Linked DNA regions of Homo sapiens: region 1 is linked to region 2. The links are chromatin contacts, found by Hi-C or POLR2A ChIA-PET in ENCODE. All regions are on one chromosome and are shown on one strand. The core of a region is the stretch at or near the end of the contact, and the rest is flanking DNA. Distances in the headings are between cores, read along the strand shown.

Region 1 (5,970 bases), core at 2,232-4,731, 36 kb before region 2:
GTTTTTCTAGTTATAGATCCTTGAGAAATCGCCACATTGTCTTCCACAATGATTGAACTAATTTACACTTCCACCAACACTGTAAAAAGCATTCTTATTTCTCCACATCCTCTCCAGCATCTGTTGTTTCCTGACTTTTTAATAATCGCCATTCTAACTGGCATGAGATGGCATCTCATTGTGGTTTTGATTTGCATTTCTCTAATGACCAGTGATGATGAGCTTTTTTTCATATGTTTGTTGACTGCATAAACTTCTTCTTTTGAGAAGCATCTGTTCATATCCTTCACTCACTTTTTGATGGTGTTGTTTGTTTTTTCTTGTAAATTTGTTTAAGTTTCTTGTAGATTTTGGATATTAGCCCTTTGTCAGGTGAATAGATTGCAAAAATTTTCTCCCATTCTGTAGGTTTCCTGTTCACTTTGATGATAGTTTTTTTTTTTCTACTGTGCAGAAGCTCTTTAGTTTAATTAGATCCCATTTGTCAATTTTGGCTTTTGTTGCTGTTGCTTTTGGTGTTTTAGTCATGAAGTCTTTGCCCATACCTACGTCCTGAATGGTATTGCCTAGGTTTTCTCCTAGAATTTTTATGGTTTTAGGTCTTCCATTTAAGTCTTTAATCCATCTTGAGTTAATTTTTATATAAGGTGTAAGGAAGGGATCCAGTTTCAGTTTTCTGCATATGGCTAGCCAGTTTTCCCAACATCATTTATTAAATGGGGAATCCTTTCCCAATTGCTTCTTTTTGTCAGCTTTGTCAAAGATCAGATGGTTGTAGATGTGTGGTGTTATTTCTGATGCCTCTGTTCTGTTCCGTTGGTCCATATATCTGTTTTTGTACCAGCACCATGCTGTTTTGGTTACTATAGCCTTGTAGTATAGTTTGAAGTCAGGTAGCATGATGCCTCCAGCTTTGTTCTTTTTGCTTAGGATTGTCTTGGCTATACAAGCTCTTTTTTGGTTCCATATGAAATTTAAAGTAGTTTTTTTCTAATTCTGTGAAAAAAGTCAGTAGTAGCTTGATGGGGATAGCACTGAATCTATAAATTACCTTGGGCAGTATGGTCATTTTCATGATATTGATTCTTCCTACCCATGAGCATGGAATGTTTTTCCATTCATTTGTGTCCTCTCTTATTTCCTTGAGCAGTGGTTTGTAGTTCTCCTTGAATAGGTCCTTCACATTCCTTGTAAGTTGGATTCCTAGGTATTTTATTCTCTTTGTAGCAATCGTGAATGGGAGTTCACTCATGATTTGGCTCTCTGTTTGTCTATTATTGCTGTATAGGAATTCTTGTGATTTTTTCACATTGATTTTGTAACCTGAGACTTTGCTGAAGTTGCTGATCAGTTTAAGGAGATTTTGGGCTGAGACAATGGGATTTTCTAAATATACAATCATGTCATCTGCAAACAGACACAATTTGACTTCCTCTCTTCTATTTGAATACACTTTATTTCTTTCTCTTGCCTGATTGCCCTGGCCAGAACTTCCAATACTATGTTGAACAGGAGTGGTGAGAGAGGCATACTTGTCTTGTGCCAGTTTTTAAAGGGAACGCTTTCAGTTTTTGCCCATTCAGTATGCTATTGGCTGTGGGTTTGTCATAAATAGCTCTTATTATTTTGAGATACGTTCCATCAATACCTAGTTTATTGAGAGTTTTTAGCATGAAGGGGTGTTGAATTTTATCCAAGGCCTTTTCTGCATCTATTGAGATAATCACGTGGTTTTTGTGATTGGTTCTGTTTACGTAATGGATTCTGTTTATTGATTTGTGTATGTTGAACCAGCCTTGCATTCCAGGGATGAAGCCAACTTGATTGTGGTTGATAAGCTTTTTGATGTGCTGCTGGATTCAGTTTGCCGTATTTTATTGAGTATTTTCGCAATGATGTTCATCAGGGATATTGGCCTGAAATTTTCTTTTTTTGTTGTGTCTCTGCCAGGTTTTAGTATCAGGATGATGCTGGCCTCATAAAATGAGTGAGGGAGGAGTTCCTCTTTTTCTATTCTCTGGAATAGTTTCAGAAGGAATGGTACCAGCACCTCTTTGTACCTCTGGTAGAATTTGGCTGTGAATCCATCTGGTCCTGGGCTTTTTTTAGTTGGTAGGCTATTAATTGCTGCCTTAATTTCAGAACTTGTTATTAGTCTATTCAGGGATTTGACTTCTTCCTGGTTTAGTCTTGGGAGGGTGTATGTGTCCAGGAATTTATCCATTTCTTCTAGATTTTCTAGTTTATTTGTGTAAAGATGTTTATAGTAATCTCTGATGGTAGTTTGTATTTCTACGGGATCAGTGGTAATATCCCCTTTACCATTTTTTATTGTGTCTATTGATTCTTCTTTCTTATTAGTCTAGCTAGTGGTCCATCTATTTTGTTAATCTTTTCAAAATGCAGCTCCTGGATTTATTGATTTTTTGAAGGCTTTTTCGTGTCTCTACCTCCTATGGTTCTGCTCTGATCTTAGTTATTTCTTGTCTTTCGCTAGTTTTTGAATTTGTTTCTTAACCTCTTTGAGACTCTTTAGAATGGGGATAATAATCATATCTATAGCAGAGAGCTGTTATAAAGATTAAACAATATAATAAATATGGGGCGCTGAGCTTCAGAGTTTTTGTTGTTGTTATTATTATTTTCCTAAAAATGCAAATCTGATTTGCATTTGACTCATTGACTCACATCAGTGGGTCTTCCTTTTTATTGTCCTTCATCATATGGGTCCTAATTTCACATGCAGTCTTATAAAACCATCTCATTTTATAGTCCAAGAATATTAAAGGTACTTGTAGGCTCCCAAACCTACACGGTGAAAAGCTAGAGAGCATGGGCTCTCTTCAGGGGTTAACTTCAGGAAGTGCCACTAACAAGGACGTCCACTAGGTGGTGAGCAAGGAAAGACGGAGGTGAAGGAACCGAAACGAGTCAAGTCCACTGCTTAGCTCTACTGAAGTTTTGCAAACATCATAAATATGTCTGAAATGCAGTTTTGATTTGTAGTATTTGCAATTTCCAAGGGCCATTTACCACAGGTAGCCAAGAGTTAGTTTAGCATTTATGAAAAAGATAGGGGAGGGTGGTGGAAAAGAAGGAGGAGGAGGAGAGAGAGAAGGAGGAAGAGGAGAACAAGAACCAAACAAAAACAAGAACAAGAACAAGTAGAAGAAGAGGAGCAGGAGGAAAAAGAAGAGGAAGAAGAACAGCAACAACAATGAGTGAAGGAGGAGGAGGGTAAGGAAAGATGCATAGGAGAATGGAAGGAAGGATAGAAAGGAGGGAAGGAAGAGAGAATCTAGTCACATTACTTTCTGATCAGCAGTTCATTTTTGTCTCAGTGGGAGGCAATAGAGGCCAGTCTAGGAAAGGGGTGGGGAAAGAGGAAAGAGAAGTGCAGGAGGAAGGGGAGGGAAAAGGGGAGGAGGAGGAGGATGTGAGACTGGGTTAGAGAAATGAAAGAAAGCAAGGCTTTCTGTTGACATTCAGTGCAGTCTACCTGCAGCACAGCACACTCCCTTTGGGCAAGGACCTGAGACCCTTGTGCTAAGTCAAGAGGCTCAATGGGCTGCAGAAGAACTAGAGAAGGACCAAGCAAAGCCATGGTGAGCCTTTCAGCCTAAAAGACGTTTAGATGCTCAGATAGAAACTCTTGGGGTTGTAGAGGCAGGTGGCAAGGATAGGAATCACCCCATTTCAATTCTGGTTTTAAATAATATAGAAACTAAACATTTTCTCAGACCCTCAAAAAAAGTGATCCTGAAATCTTTCTTCTCAGATATGCTGATTTCCTCTTCTTGACTTTGTCTCTGGGGAGACTCTTGAAGAAATACTATTGAAATCAGATCTTTTGCAATAAACACTGTGTCTACCTGAGAAGTGATATGCTTTGGAAGATAGAATTTTTTTAAAATTATACTTTAAGTTCTAGGGTACATGTGCACAACATACAGGTTTGTCACACATGTATACATGTGCCATGTTGGTGTGCTGCACCCATTAACTCGTCATTTACATTAAGTATATTTTAAGGTGTGCAGGAAATTTGTGACTTTGTCATTTCAGTTGCTCAAAAAGGTATTTCTTTTTATTAAAAAAAGAAATACTTTTCTTTCCTGGTGTCTGGCTATCTAATTTTTTTTTTTTTTAGGTATTTGAGGCATTGACCCATTATGATCAAGAGTGAGGCTATAACATTAAATATAAGCATCAATAGTTAATTAAGCAGCAACAATACTTTAAAAAATATACATAGTAAATATTAAATAGTTTTATCTAATAGCTCAGCAGAAAAGCAGGTATAAAAATTACCAAACCATAGAAAAAATTCAGGGCAGTACCGATTAGCAACTTGAGACTAAAGCGTAAAAATAAAATAGAACAAAACAAAACTGTGCATCAGTTCTGATGTAAATTTGAAGTAATTTTTCATCTATGTCTGAGAAACCTGTTACCTCAGACAGGGTTAGTAGACATATGTGTTTTATTCTGATTATTAAGAAAGTTGTAAGCACCACCTCAAAGGCTATAAATGTGTGGTTTAAGAGTATACATCTAAATATAATTTTGTATTTCATTTGCAGATATTTCCATGGAAATGTCAGAGCACCCAGAGGGACTTATGGAACATCTTCAAGTTGTGGGGGTGGACAATGCTCTGTTGTGGTATGTTATGATATTTATATATCGCTAAGTCTATTTTACTTATATTCATTTTTCTTAAATATCCACTAGTTATACATAGTCTAAGGGAAAATTATTTCACAGAGCTGTTAATTCTATCCCTTCTGTAAACATCTCTTTTCTTCTTACCTTTAGTTCTTCCCCAGAAACTCCTGAACACTATTTTTAACCTATAATAGCCCATGCTGTAGAGTTCAAATCCCAATAACCCCACAAAATCCCTCAATTATAAAGGAATAATGTTAATTAAGAAATCTCTGTTAAGGTACTTACAATCTGTACCAAATATTTAGCACCTCATTTTCTATTTTTTATTCATAGTTCAGTGTACATTAATGTCATTTCTACAATTACAATACGAGCTTATTAAGGGACGGGGGTTTATCATTTTTTGGTCCTTCTCCCATTGTTGTGACAAATTTTATATCTGATTCTTGAAGACTCTCCAGCAATAGCTTTGAACTTGGTTTTTCATTTCCTAAGTAAACTAATGTCTTCTTTCTCCCTAGCCTGGATTTTCAGCTCTAGCCAAGCAAACATGCTAACTCTCCCGTTCACACATTCCTTATGCCATGTCTGCACTGTGTCACATAGAAACTTAGTGCTCTTTTCATACAACAGGTATTTTCTGAGTCCCTACAATGTGTGAAATTTATGCTAGGCACTAAGGATACAGCAGTGGACACAACAGTTTTTTCCCTCTTAGAACTTGCATTCTAGTGGAATGCTCATTCAAAACTCTGTTCAAAATGTTTATTTTATGATGCTCTTTACCATCAATTATATCTGTTTCTTTACTGTATTAAATAGTGATTCATGTAGATCATACCATGCTTAGAATGCCATATATTATTATGAAGTCATTGTGTAATTATGTGTTTAATTAGATATCTTCAAAGCCCTCATATTTGATGGGTCCATATGTTTATTAAACATCATCAGTTGAGTCTCTTTGTGTATAGAACATGATCTAATGAATTTCATAATCCTATACCATTTGGCTTTGTAAATTGTTCTTTTTAAAAATTATACAGTTAGATATATAAGAGTTGAGTGGTATATTGGGCTTTTCCAGAAGCAGTTCTTCCTATGGTAAAATAAAATGTTTTTTATGTAAAAGAGGTTACTTAAAAGTATGTCACTGTTCTTCCTGTCCTTATTATGCTTCTCCCATAGGTACATATGTGTTGGCCTTCAAGAAATGATTCCAGGATTAAAAAGTATACGTAAATTGTATAGTTATATGATATTACACGGTAATTAGTTGTAAATCATTAACAGCTACAA
Region 2 (5,735 bases), core at 1,855-4,354:
GATTTCTAAATTCGAACCCCAGCTCATTAGGAAGGTATGTCTGTCAATATAGAAATTGGAGCACATTTTATTTAGCAGTTTTAAAGCTTGAATTAAAATGCTTAAATATCTAGTTATAGGATATGTGGGCCTTCATTTGTATCTTTGCTTCATTCTTTACAAATAGTAGAGCTAGCTTTTTTTTTAACCCTCAGGCTCCTCATGTGTAAAGTGGAATTAATTATGGCTGCCTCATACAATTGTGGTGAGGATTAAACATGACAACATATAATAGCACCTAGAACAATATATTCAGTAAATTTCTCTTTTTCTCTGGATTACACTTGATTTCATAGACATATGTGTACTTTACTCAACTATTAGCCAATTCTACTACAGATGTAACATGAACAAAAGTAGACCATATAATAGACTATGAAGCAAATGTCAATAAATTTCAATGATGTAGAATCATACAGGTTAACTGTTCTACTTGTTATAAGTTAATAATAAAAAGGTAAATTACTTAAAATCCCAATATGCTTAATAATTTAAAAATATTTAAATAACTCATAAGTTCAAAAGTCACATAGCTCTCACCACAAAAAATGATAAGTATGTGAGATAATGCATACATTAATAAGCTAAATTTAGCCATTCCACAATGTACATATATTTCAAAGCCATATGCTGTGCACAATAAATATACACAATTTTTATTTGTCAATTTAAAAAGTTAGTTTTTAAAAACCAAAAAGAAACTTTAAAGTATTCTAATTGAATAGAAATTAGACAATAGAAATATCAACAATTTGGGGTGCAGCAAAAGAATAACAAGGAAAATTTGTAGTTTTAATGCTTATCCTAAAAAAGCAAAGCAAGCTAAAAATTAAACACCCAACTTAAGAAGTTAGAGAAAAATTGAAAGAATAAACCATAAGGAAGTGGAAAAAAGAAAATAATAAACTTCAGAAGTTAATAGAAACAAGGAATAAGAGAAGATCAAAGAAGATAAAAAAATAGATGAACATCTATGACACTCATCGAGGAAAAAAGAAAAGTGGTATAAATAGACAAAATCTGGAGTACATAAAGAATATCTCTAGAGTAGGTAATTTTTTTAATTAAGAAAACATTAAGAATAACTTAATTAAAATATATTGGGTAATACTCAAAATAGCCAAAACAAATTCCCCAAAAAATTACTTGCCAAGGATTGTTTGCCAAATATTTCATAAGTCTAAAATATCCTTAATTTAAAAACCAGATAAAAATCGGCAAGAAGGAAAAATAGTCCAATCCCATTCACAAATATATGTGAACAAATCTTAAACATAATACTGTATAGCAACCAAATATAGAAGCAAATAAAAAATATAGCCTCATGCTCAGTTTAGGTTTATTTCTGCAATATGAGTGGAATTTACATTAGAAAATTTCTAACCATTAAATCACCATATTAACAGATTAGAGAAGAGAAACCATATAACCACCTCAATATTGCAAAAAGGAATTCACGATTTTTAAAATGGAAAGAAAAAACTTTCAGCAAGCCAGAAGAGGGGATTTCCCTTACTAAAAAGGAGTACCTTCCAAACATTGCAAGAAACATCATATTTAATGGGGAATCGTTTGCAGCTGTGTCTCTATAATCAGGAGTAATTCAATGATGCTGACTGACAATGTTGGCCATGAAAATGCATCACTGGCATCTCCTGTGGGGGAGCAGAGTTGACTGAGTTGACTGAGTTGACTGACAGCCCAGCCCCAGTTGCTACCCCTCTGGATCTAACATGACTTTTTTTTTTTTTTTTTTTTGAGACTGAGTCTCCCTCTGTCGCCCAGGTTGGATTGCAGTGATGCGATCTCGGCTCACTGCAAGCTCCACCTCCCGGGTTCACGCCATTCTCCTGCCTCAGCCTCCCAAGTAGCTGGGACTACAGGCGCCCACCACCACGCCTGGCTTTTTTTTTTTTTTGTATTTTTAGTACAGACGGGGTTTCACCGTGTTAGCCAGGATGGTCTCCATCTCCTGACCTCTTGATCCGCCTGCCTTGGCCTCCCAAAGTGCTGGGATTACAGGCGTGAGCCACCCTGCCAGCCTAAAATTCTACAGCTCTCTGTGTGATTATAGTAATGATCACAACCTGTCACACACATCTTCCTATTGTGTATGACCCTTCTACCAGATGATTAACTCCTGAAAAATCAGTCATGGCCAGATACCTAACTCCTGAAAACTGCTCACAGCTTGTGCACAATACATGTTAGAATTAAATTAAGATCAAAACCTAACCTATTTATGCCTTGCAAATAAGTGTAAAAACATACTAATACAAAACATTTTTACTTATTCCATCAGCCTTCATTACAGTGATAATAGAACGAGTATCAGTGTGGATCTAAACCCTGCAGTTTCAGTGAGCTGCAAGATCATTTCAGCTCTATATTTTCTTCAGAATTCTTCCCTGAAACCCTACACAATTCTTCCCTGAAAAAATAGTTCCAATATGTAATTAGCCTAGCATTACAGGCTAAAGGAAGTTATTTACATCTAGCTTAAATTTGTCTTGCTGCAACATCAGTGTATTTTTCTTCTTCAGGGGAACTGATGTAAACAAATGTGATTGGCTGATTCTTCCACAGAGGAAGAGTCAATATTCTAGTTATAGTTAACCCAAGATTATTTCTTTCTGCCAATACTTGAGTGTTATTAAAAATTTTAATAAAAGCTGGTGGTGGTCCTGAACTATTACTACTGGCAAAGAGTCTGCTTCTCTGGTTAGGGTTTGCATTTCTCTCACCTGTGGTGCTGTTCTAGGCTGTGCCACTTCCTCAGAGCAGGAGAGAGAGAGTGGGGTGGACCAACTGGCAAAATTCCCTGAGGTTACAGGCCACCATTTCCCCTTCCTGCTCTATTGAAATGTAACGACTGAGTCAAACCCTAGCCATCCCCCAGGTTGACCCTTTTGTGTACCAAACTATGACTGTTCACCAGACACTTAAAGATGATGGCCATAAGAAAGTTCTGGGAAAACTTGTGGGCTGGAGTCCTGATTCATGCACCAGGCATCAACAATAGCAGATGCAAACACAGACAGCATTTGCACAACAGGGTATGCTAGTATAAGTGATGATAAGCGTAGCTTTTAGCTTTGTAATGCTGATAAAGAACTTGCCAAGAAAATCATTTTTCCTCAAAGGCAACTTGTTATTGCCAAATATCCTGCTCATCTGATTGGACATTGGTTCCTCTATTGTTCATCAATATGCATACAGTACAACTACTGACATTAACTTGCTTATTCAGAGGCATTTACTTCCCTTCTCCCTCTCTCACTGGGTATTTGTTGTGTTTTAGAAAATGGTGAACTTGGCATTTAAAATGCTTAAACCCAGGTCCCAAGTTTATAGCTGTCTTCTTTCCCGCGGATTTAAAATGAGAATATCACTGCAGATGGTTTCTGCAGCTACTGTTAATCCTAAATTGCTCTTATGGACCTCAAATACATCCAACCTTGAGAGACTCTGATAAAGGGATAATTTGTAATCTATGAACTATAAAGTATACTGTAGGTCCCCTCAGGGTTCCTATACTGCACTGCTCCAGGGACACCATTTATGTTGTATTCTGCATGAATGGTGCCCCTTTTGGGTTATGCAAAGCAGTGGCCTGGATATTATATGTAATACTTATACAAAAATAGCTACTATTTATTGATAAACTTACACAATTGTCTCAAATCCATACATTGCAAGAATGAATCACTATCTCTATTTTATATATGCGAAGCTGGAAATTCAGAAAAGTTCAATAAGTTGTCCCACACACACACCTGCCAAAAAAAAAACGTCAATAACTGAGGATGAGGGAATAAGGTTTTAAAACCTGTTTGACTCCAGAGTTTGAGTTTCCCCCATTATGCCATCAATATTAGACACACTTGCAGTAAATGGGTATTTCTTCACTCATTTAACAGATATTTGTTAAATGCCACTAGTAATAATAGTCAACAACTATTGAATGCACACTGTATACCAGGTTGGGGATGCAATGTGGAACAAAACCAACATGGTCCTTGCATGCATGCGGCTTAGTGGTAGGAAAAACATGAGCCCAATAAGACAACAGCTCGTATATTTGTGTTCAGTATGTGAAGGCATTGTTGTTAAGTGGCCTACATACGTATGCTCATTTAATGCTCACACCAATCCTATGAGGTGGATATTATTTTTATCTCTATTTTACAGATGAAGAAACTAAGGAACAAGAGCAATTTACCTAGTATTGCTCAGCTGGTCAGTGACAGATCTGGGATTAAAATCCAGGGAGGCTAGCTCCAGAGTTCATGCACTTAGCTATTAGCTTACTAACAATGACCATGTAAATCATTATCTCATGACTGCTGTGATAAATGTTATAAAGTAAAGGCAAGATGTTAAAGCATACACATTGTATTTATTTTCATTCAAAGGGCATTAATCTCCTAGTTTTTATTAAAAACTTTATATACATTTATACAAAGAAGTTTAGGATGATATATATGTATATATGTGTGTGTGTCTATATATCAAATCTTTAAGCACTATTATCTCTGGATGGTAGAATTTCAGGTAATATCTGAAAATTTATTTTTAATGATTTTTAAATCAAAATTTTAAAAATAATAACATTGATTTTATCATATAAAATGAATACACGGTTTTCATTTGGAAAAAATGTCCCCACTTGATATAAAAACAAGGTTTTTATTTTAAAAATTATCTTTCAGCGGGTCTGAGGAAAAGAAAAAGCTGATGTCCAAATGAGGAAAAAAAATTACAGTGAATCTTTCCATAAGACTTACCTTTGCAGTGGAACTACATAAAAATTGAGAACTACTCCATAAAATTTCTCAACTAAGCATTGAATAAGAGTTATTTGGCTTCAGAAGATCCATACTGTACTCAAATTTTTGAGTAAAAATTTAACAGCATATCTTGAATATTTAAATAAATATTTGCTTCACTTAAACCAAACAAGACAAACACCAGAAAGGACCTGTTCTTCATGGCAGGCCATGCTATAATGTGGAAAAAACAAAGCCTACAAAACCATTCAGAACTGAGTTTAAATCCTGATGCTTCCAGTTTCTAGTCAAATGGCATGCCCCATGCATTTAATCTCTCCAAGGCTCAATTTCCACATATGTACATACAATGGACGGTTGTTATGAGATTAAAGATCATTGTGAGATTAAACATCATGTGTGTAAGGTACTTGGCTCTTTGCTTAATAAATGTTAATTACTCTAATGAGGTAAATATTTTATTTTAATATGAATGCTCAGATTTATACCACAAAGTAGCTTAACCCCACCCCCCCACCATTAACTTTTAGGTTCAGGGGTACATGCACAGGTTTTCTATATAGGTAAATTGTGTGTCACAGGGGTTTGGTGTGCAAATTATTTCATCACCCAGGTAATAAGCACAGTGTCCTATGGGTACTTTTTGATCCTCACCCTCCTCCCACCCTCTATTCTCAAGTAGGTCCCATGTCTATTGTTCCCTTCTTTGTGTCCATGTGTACTCAATATTTAGCTGTCACTTATAAATGAGAACATGTGGTATTTGGCTTTCTGTTCCTGCATTAATTTGCTTAGGATAATGGCCTCCAACTACATCCATGTTGCTGCAAAGGACATGATGATCTTGTTCATTTTTATGGCTGCATACTATTCTGTGATGTATATGTACCACATTTTTTTTTTTTT

The links. Hi-C counts contacts between places; a loop is a spot of excess contacts on that map. ChIA-PET counts read pairs that join two places held with the same protein, here RNA polymerase II (POLR2A). Pooled maps may share reads with other maps.
Region 1: a loop to region 2 is called in a map of endothelial cell of umbilical vein, with 5 times the contacts of the local background. The contact joins the promoter of SELL here to the enhancer-like site in region 2. A Hi-C loop is called at or near these places in 6 of 168 maps with a recorded cell type or tissue (B cell, CD4-positive, alpha-beta memory T cell, CD8-positive, alpha-beta T cell and 2 more), 15 of 37 single-sample maps with no recorded cell type and 16 of 50 pooled maps. POLR2A ChIA-PET finds 5 or more read pairs at or near these places in 10 of 52 experiments (CD4-positive, alpha-beta memory T cell, OCI-LY7, activated B cell and 5 more).

The regions. Positions count from the first base shown.
Region 1 is chr1:169,709,131-169,715,100 of GRCh38, reverse strand. SELL (selectin L) reads left to right here and starts at 3,481. Exons shown (of 9, transcript NM_000655.5): 1 at 3,481-3,605; 2 at 4,584-4,665. The coding sequence starts at 3,603.
Region 2 is chr1:169,673,425-169,679,159 of GRCh38, reverse strand. All of the region lies in intron 1 of LOC107985745 (a long non-coding RNA gene), which reads right to left. Among named protein-coding and RNA genes, the nearest start is that of SELL, 35 kb to the left of the region's middle. Within about 2 kb of position 3,104, at least 3 of the 41 ENCODE cell types and tissues checked have a DNase peak (open chromatin) inside an H3K27ac peak, as active enhancers do; they include B cell, where a contact is called at or near this core.